Regions from separate parts of the Mus musculus genome. Here all the other regions are linked to region 1. A link is a loop called in an ENCODE intact Hi-C map of the cell type or tissue named here. Cell type or tissue: heart. All regions are shown on one strand. Region 1 holds the start of Gm46266 (a long non-coding RNA gene). Region 2 has its middle 12 kb from the start of Gm11963. Region 3 overlaps Znrf3 (zinc and ring finger 3).

Region 1 (2,500 bases):
CACGTGACTAATAGGAACCAAGTTCAGGCTCTCAGCGAGCATCCTAACCGCTGCGCTGTCTCTTTGATTGTGTCTCCTGGGTATCGTGGTAGAGCTAGAGCCTCCCACAGGCCAGCAGCGTCTCAGCCTCTGAGGTTTATCTCTAGCTCCTCACTTTTAATGTGAGAATATTATACATTCCCAGTATATTCTCTGATGAGATCTCACTAACTTGTCCAGGCTGACCTTGAACCTGTAATCTTTCTGTCTCAGCCTCCTGAGCAGCTGGGGATACAGGTTTACACAACAGCCCTGGGTCTGCCTCTTTACTTCCCTTCATAGCCAAGGCAGTACCCAAGGTTCCCTGACTCCACTGACCACTGTCAGCCTTGCTGCCGGTCCGTGCTCACACTTAAAGGCTCCTGGCCTTTGATCAGGATGCCCACAGCCTTCCAGAGTCCTTTTCTGTCTCCAATTCACTCTCCAAATTGGTGTTCAGAAACATACTTTGCGAACAAAACCCTGACCATACCATTCCTCACATTCTTTAATTTTTAAAAAATAATTCTTAATTTTTTTGAGATCTTTCAGTATCTCACTATGAAGCCCAGGTTTGCTTTGAACTTGGAGCAATCCTTCCGCCTCAGGCATCTGAATGCTGGCATTCCGGGTCTAAGCCACCATTCCTGTTTCCCAGTTTAGCAGTACTTAAATGATACTTCAGGTCCACCAATATTAGAATTCCTTAATGAGGACCCCTAGATTCTGAGAGCCTCTATCCTCTCTCACTTCTTGCCTGCCAAGCGGCCACTCCAAGCACTTGCTACTCCGAACATGTCCCAGGCCCCTGCTACCCTCACTTCTGTCTGAATACCCCATGACTGGTTAGGTCCCTTTCATCAGCAACACACTATTGGCACAGACACCCCGACCACACCTAAGTTCCTTTTGTCCTGTGGCTGCTGACCATGGTGTTTTACCCGATGGTGACTCCTCCTGGGGCCTGTGTCTGCAGAGTGCCTCTCTGCACTGCCAAGCCCTGAGCCTGGCATACAGAGCGATGCTTAGGGAACGGTAATGGATTCTCTAGCTCCTCTGGGAATTTAGATGTCTTAGTATGTTTCACTTTGGGTCTCATTTTTGGTGCCACCAGTTTGCTCCTCAGAGCTGGTCCTCGTGTTCCCTGTCTAAATAAGGAATGAAGGCTTGCTTCCCTCCTAACTAGGTAGAGTAACTCAGGCCAGTCACTCAGCTCCTGCAGTACACGACTATGACCACCTGGTGACACTGCTGGGCTACAGCTAAACTTGGCAAGCGGCTCTGAAAGCTGCGCTACCTCTAGGGGGCGCTGGTAGGTGACGTGTCTCAGCAGGATGTTCCCACCGTAACAGGATCCCTACCTACCTCTCACAAAGCTGGTCCCTCAGCCCGGAAGCCGCATGCATCTGCTGCCCAGCAAACCTTCTCCCAGGCAGCAAGCAGGGGTAGAAGTGCAGGTGATGAAAGGAAGAAGGTGGACAGGTAGGGGTCCTGCTACCTCTTGGGGGTCCCTCCCATAGCTAGTCCTGGGTTCAAGGTCTGACCTGGGGCAGGCCAAGGCTCCCCATGCAGGGATAGGAGCTGTGTAGCCTGGCTCTGTAGTGACCTGGGTTTCCCCATACCTTCTGGGATGGGTGAACAACCTGTTTTCTCATCGCGGGTCTCTGGGAGAGTGAGGGGCCTAGAGGAGGCAGAGAGCTGCTCACAAGAGTGTCGATCATAGCCGAGGCCACACTGACACTGTCAGAGGCCAGGGACCACAGGGAGTGGGCAGGTGAGGATGGAGGGTCGGGAAGCAAGCATCTGGGAGAGGTAGCAGGGCCCCAAGAAGTCAAGGGGTACACAGAGGTGGACTCGTGCAGGGTGAGGACGACCACGGCTGTATCCATCACTGACTCCAGGACCACAAACAGGCAAGACAAGGTTGGAAGCTAATGCTGGCCACACCCTCACCAGTGGTGCTCAGGAAGGGAGGAGGGAAGCCATGATGCCAGCTTTTAAAGAGAACCCAGGCTGGCTGTCTTAGAAGGATGCTTACACCCACCTGCCCGCCTGCCAAATGCTTTCCATGTTACAATGGTTTCCAAGAGCGGGCACCTGAGACTTCAGGGCATGGTATGTTCTAGGCTTCCTTCTCTGTCTTTAGGTAGGGTAGATTCCTAGGCCCCAACTCCATTTGTTAGTTACTTCTATTGATCTTGAAGGTTCCCAGTGAGGTCCTTGAAACCTTGAGATTTCTGAGTATGTGGTTTCTAGGTCCCCCTTCCATTTACTCAGTGTCTGCTCTGCATGTGACAGTTTCTAAGCCTCCCTTTCCACTGTACATTCATACTGCTTCCTTTGTATGGCAGTGTCTAGATCACTTTATCTCGGTTTCTCGGTTCTCTTTGCATATGACAGTTTCTAGGCTTCCCTAGTGGACCCTTGAAGTATGTGGTGGTACCTATTATAGATCTTTTGGGTAGAGCAGAGTGAGGTCTCT
Region 2 (2,500 bases), 360 kb after region 1:
TAGCCAAGGTTTTACTTCGTGCTGCAGCAGGACTTGGTAATGTGTAAGAGTCACCCAGGTGGTACTGGTTTTGAAGGTATGAAGGGGTCACGCAGAGCAGCTGAGGCTCGGCATTGTGAGAGGTCATGGAAGAACATTGGTGAAGGTGCAGCCTCAGTTGCAATTGATGGCCCAGGACTGAAGGAGTCATGCAAAGGAGTTGAGGCTTGGCATCATGAAGAGAGCCTGTTACAGTTGAAGATAGCAGTGTTTTGGAGATGCCAGTACCACGAGATGACTACCAAGAACAGCAGCAGCAGTGGAGTACAGGCAGCTGGAGCCTAGAAGACAATATGTGTGCTACAAAGGGCATGGCTGGAGACGTGACCCAAGCCCTTGGAGGAACCCAGAAGATTGTGAGTTGGATCCCAGACATTGGACATTTGGAGTTTAATTTTTGCTTTTGATTGTGACTGTGCCCTGATATTTTTTCCCTCTGAAAGGAAGAAACTATTTTAGTGGATCCCACAGTTAAGAGACTTTTAATTGTAAAAAGACTTTGGATTTTAAAAGATATTGGATATTTTAAAGGGATTGAACTTTTAATATGCAAAGACTGTGGGACTTTAAAGTTATTTAAGATCTTGGGGATGAATAAGACATTAAGGGTTTAGGCTTACTAGTGATGTGTTTGTGTGTCAAGTTGACAAGGGGTCAATTGTACTGGCTAGTTTTGTGTCAACTTGACACAGGCTGGAGTTATCACAGAGAAAGGAGCTTCAGTTGGGGAAATGCCTCCATAAGATCCAGCTGTGGGGCATTTTCTCAATTAGTGATCAAGGGGGAAAGGCCCCTTGTGGGTGGTACCATTTCTGGGCTGGTAGCCTTGGGTTCTATAAGAAAGCAAGCTGAGCAAGCCTGCTTGAGTTCCAGTCCTGACTTCCTTGGTGATGAACAGCAATGTGGAAGTGTAAGCTGAATAAACCCTTTCCTCCCCAACTGCTTCTTGGTCATGATATTTGTGCAAGAATAGAAACCCGGACTAAGACACCACCTCTCCAGCCATATTTATAATCCATGTCATTCAAAAGCAACAGATCCAAGATTTCACAGGTGAGGCAGTGCTGTACTCTTTGATGGGCCGTTGTGTCTCCATCCTGGTAGGAAGCCTGACTTTATGAGCTGAAGTTTCAGAAGCAGCCAGGGAATCCAGAGAGTTATACTTGTTTTACATAAGCAGGAACGAGGTTACCAAATGTGTTCCAATGTGTTGGTTATACTGCCCCCCGGTGTTCGAATAAAGAACAGCATGTGATACCATTTTCCAGTGTCCAAATTGGCTTCTGAGCCAACTGTATGGCAGTGGAGAAGGGCTGGATTCCTAGGGAGAAGGGGAGCCACCAGAGCAGAGGCAGCATGGTAGGGAAGTTCTAACCTCTTATACTTTTAGTTCCGAGATGCTCGCCGCCGTGGAGAGAAAAGAGAAGAAACTACACTGCCCTCTGGCTTGGGAGAGGGAGGATTTCATGAGACTGTCTTGAGCTTTCTATGTGACTTCAAATTTAACACATGACCAAGGATGACTAAACTCCTGATTCTCCTGCCTCTGCCTCCCAAGTGCTGAGAGGATGGTACGTACCCCTGCACCCCACTTTCCTGAAGAGAAACAGCGAGTAGTTCAAGAACTCTAAAACACTCACCAAAGGCACATCGAGGCCTGAATACCCATGTCCTCTGAAATCCACCTTTGAGGCTCAAACCCCACAAAGTGGCTACATTTAGAGATGGGCTATAAAGAAGTAATTTAGATAATTAAGTCGTAAGAGGATGACCTGCTCTAATAGGATTCCATTCATTTAAAAAACAGACGCCAAGGGGCTGGCAAGATGGCTCAGTGGGTGAGAGCACTGACTGCTCTTTGGAAAGTCCTGAGTTCAAATTCCAGCAACCACATGGTGGCTCACAACCACCCATAATGAGATCTGACGCCTTCTTCTGGCGAATCTGAAGTCAGCTACAGTGTACTTATGTATAATAATTAATAAATCTTAAAAAAAAAACAGATGCCAAGCCAAGGAGTTGGCACACACTAATAATCCTAGCACCCAGGACCAGGAGGACCAAGGCTAACCTGATTTCCAGAGGGAGAATCTGGCCCATAAGACATGGGTTGCATTTACTGTTGAACTTAGCCTATGCCAAAGCAAGCAGAAGCGGAGACCCCTGGAAACTCGGGGTTGCTCCTCATTGTCCATCCTCACTGTGAGAGCAAGGAGGCCATGTGATCAAACCGAAAGATGGTGGCCTTCTGAAGGCATAGACAGAGCCTTCACCAGACACCAAGTCAGGGCAGAGCCTCGACCTTGAACTTCCAGACATCATTCAGAGCAGTGCCTGATGCTGTGGCCCTTTTTAATACTATCCCTAATGCTGTAGTGACCCCTATCCGTTAAATTATTTTTGTTGCAATTTTGCTATTGTTACAAATCCTAATGTAAATATCTGTTTTCCTAGATGACCC
Region 3 (2,500 bases), 170 kb after region 1:
ATGATTTTCTTTAGAGGCGGGGGACGAAGGGGGCTGTCAAACCTAGGGCTTTGCACATCCTAGGCAAACAGTTTACCACTAAGCCACCATGTCACTTGCAGCTCAAAGTGATCCTTAATGCTAGGTTCTGCTTAGAGTTGTGCAAACAACTTCCAAAACCTAAGGTCCACATCTGCAGGTCCAGAAAACCATGCTGTGTTGGTTCAGCTTGCTCATGAGCCCAAAGTATGACGCACTTGTCATACTTCGTAGGGTCAGGGTGTGGCAAGGCCTGTAATAGTTACCTATGATGTTGTGCCGACAGTGGGGGCAGGTGTGGTGCTGCAGTAGCCATGGATCCACACACTTCCTGTGGAACCGATGAGTACAAGGGATGACCCGAAGCTCCTGCAGAGAGAGATAAAGAACACAGACCGAAGGGTGAACTGGAGAGAGGGTACTTCTGCCTTCAGCCTCACCCACGTGCTTCTTTCAATGGAGCCAACGGGGAACAGGCAGCCTGTGCACTGTGCTGGTGTCCCCCTGCTGTAAGATGGATCCTAAGTGTTCCTAGCTCGGCAGTACAAGGGAAGGGTGCCAAGTGGGCCTGGTTTCCTTTCTTCCTCTTCTTGTGTCCTCCTGGATAATTTTATTAGTGATAAAGAGAAAACTTCCAGGCCAGGCAAGCAGTATGCCTCATCAGTTGCTCCAAGGACAATGGATGAGGGAAGAGAGTCATGCCACTTAAGTTAAGTTAAGTTAAGCTGGCCTAGAGTCAGATAATTGGACAAAGAGCAAGGAAGTCTACAGCATGAGAGAAAGCATGCTTAGAAAAGAGATAGAAGAAAAGAAGAAGGTCCACTGTTCTGAGAAATTCATGGCGGTATATTACAAGACTTACAAGGCTGCATGGCTGCCTTAATTTTTACTTTGAATTATGTGTATGCATGCTTGATATCTGTGCATGTGTGTGTAGTTACCTGAGGAGAATAGAAGAGGGTACTGGGAACTGAAGTCAGATCCTCTCCAAGATAGGCATGTGCTCATAACCACTGAGGCACCTTTCCAGTCCTAGCCATCACATATTCTTGCCATGATATGCTGCCTTTCTATAAGCCTAATAAAGGATTGTGGTAAGTGTGTGGGTTAAAAGTCCAAAACTAGGCTGGAGAGACCGTTCATAAGATAAGAGCATTGGCTGCTCTTCCAGAGGTCCAGAGTTCAACTCCCAGCTACCACATGGTGACTCACAACCATCTGTAATGGGATCTGATGCCCTCTTCTGGCACGCAGGTGTACATGTAGATAGAGCACTCATATACATAAACCAAATAAAATCATTAAAAATAAAACAAAAGTCTAAAACTATGTGTTTAAACAAACCTTTGCTCTTTACCTGTTTATTACTGCAAGTGTTTGTTACAGAAATGGAAAGTCAGGGTACTTCCCACTCTCTTCCCTAACTCTAAAGGCCAGTCTCATCCCTTGAAGTATGGCCCACAAGGAGAAGGAAACTGGCCAATTCATCTGTCCTAACCACAGCTATCAGGGCTAAAAGACAAGGAGCATAAGGAAGCAGATTCCTTTCCAGGAACTGGGGGCACATCTAAGTCCAAAGCCACAGGCCAGGGAACAAAGGGTTTGCAGGGAGAGTAACAAATACCCGAGGCTATCTATATAGGTATAGATCTGTGGTTCCCAACCTATGGGTCAAGACCTCAAAAAATTATCGGAAAATACAGCTTTGTATATTACGTTTCATAACAATAACAAAATTACAGTTATTTAGTAGTCATGAAAATTATCTTACGGTTGGGGGTCACCACAATATGAGAAACTGTATTAAAGGGTCACAGCATTAGGAAGGTTGAGAACTACTGGATGGTTGCCTCTAAGTACCATTGAATGAGGTCAAGTAGAAAAGGAACACTTGATAGGGCCACATTGTTTCTAAGGAAAGCAGCCAATTTGAAAGAAAACCGAAGTATCCTACTGACTTGTTCTTATTCCTTTTCTTTTCTTTTTTTTCCCCTTTTCCCACCAGTCTGATACAGTGATATTAAAATAAATAGCCAATATGGTGCTTTAGAATGCCTGTATCAGGGTTGGAGAGATGGCTTAGTGGCTGCTCTTTCAGAGGTCCCGAGTTCAATTTCCAGCAACCACATGGTGACTCACAACTATCTGTAATGGGATCCTGGCACGCAGGTGTACACGCAAATTAGAGTGCTCATATACATACATAAATCTTAAAAGAAAAATAAAAAGACTGCTTGTATCTTCTCACCTAAATAGTGTTTGTGAGAATCTAGTATGCTGGTTGGTGTCACAAGCGCAGACACAGAATGAAGTCACTCGTCAAGTTCACAAACCAAGAATCTGCCTGGGCTAGGTTAGAGCCCAGGAGTCTGTACGTACAGTCTACACAAGCGTATCATCCAAGGGCCTGTGTACAAACATACTTCCACCCAGCAACCTACACATCAGGGGGGAGGTCGATCTTATCCAGGGGCTGTTCAAG

The links. A loop is a pair of places that touch in the nucleus more often than their neighbours do. Peaks named below come from ENCODE experiments on the same cell type or tissue, not always from the same donor. Only the 100,000 strongest peaks of a DNase experiment are listed, where the experiment ranks them.
Region 2: a loop joins it to region 1, with 6 times the contacts of the local background. A loop is called at or near these places in 24 of 42 quality-filtered maps.
Region 3: it touches region 1 in a loop (2.5-fold over the local background); 15 of 42 quality-filtered maps call a loop at or near these places.

What each region holds. Positions count from the first base shown.
Region 1 is chr11:5,113,825-5,116,324 of GRCm38, forward strand. The region is part of intron 13 of Emid1 (EMI domain containing 1); the gene reads right to left. Gm46266 (a long non-coding RNA gene) reads left to right here and starts at 1,694. Exons shown (of 2, transcript XR_003949635.1): 1 at 1,694-2,500. In heart, a CTCF peak has its summit at 1,281 (motif pointing right); a DNase peak (open chromatin) is centred at 1,347; H3K27me3 peaks cover 342 bases.
Region 2 is chr11:5,473,094-5,475,593 of GRCm38, forward strand. No RefSeq gene overlaps it. Among named protein-coding and RNA genes, the nearest start is that of Gm11963, 12 kb to the right of the region's middle. In heart, a CTCF peak has its summit at 1,273 (motif pointing left); no DNase peak of the experiment used is centred here.
Region 3 is chr11:5,283,054-5,285,553 of GRCm38, forward strand. Znrf3 (zinc and ring finger 3) reads right to left here. Exons shown (of 9, transcript NM_001080924.2): 7 at 285-387. Among named protein-coding and RNA genes, the nearest start is that of Kremen1, 23 kb to the left of the region's middle. In heart, a CTCF peak has its summit at 1,272 (motif pointing left); no DNase peak of the experiment used is centred here.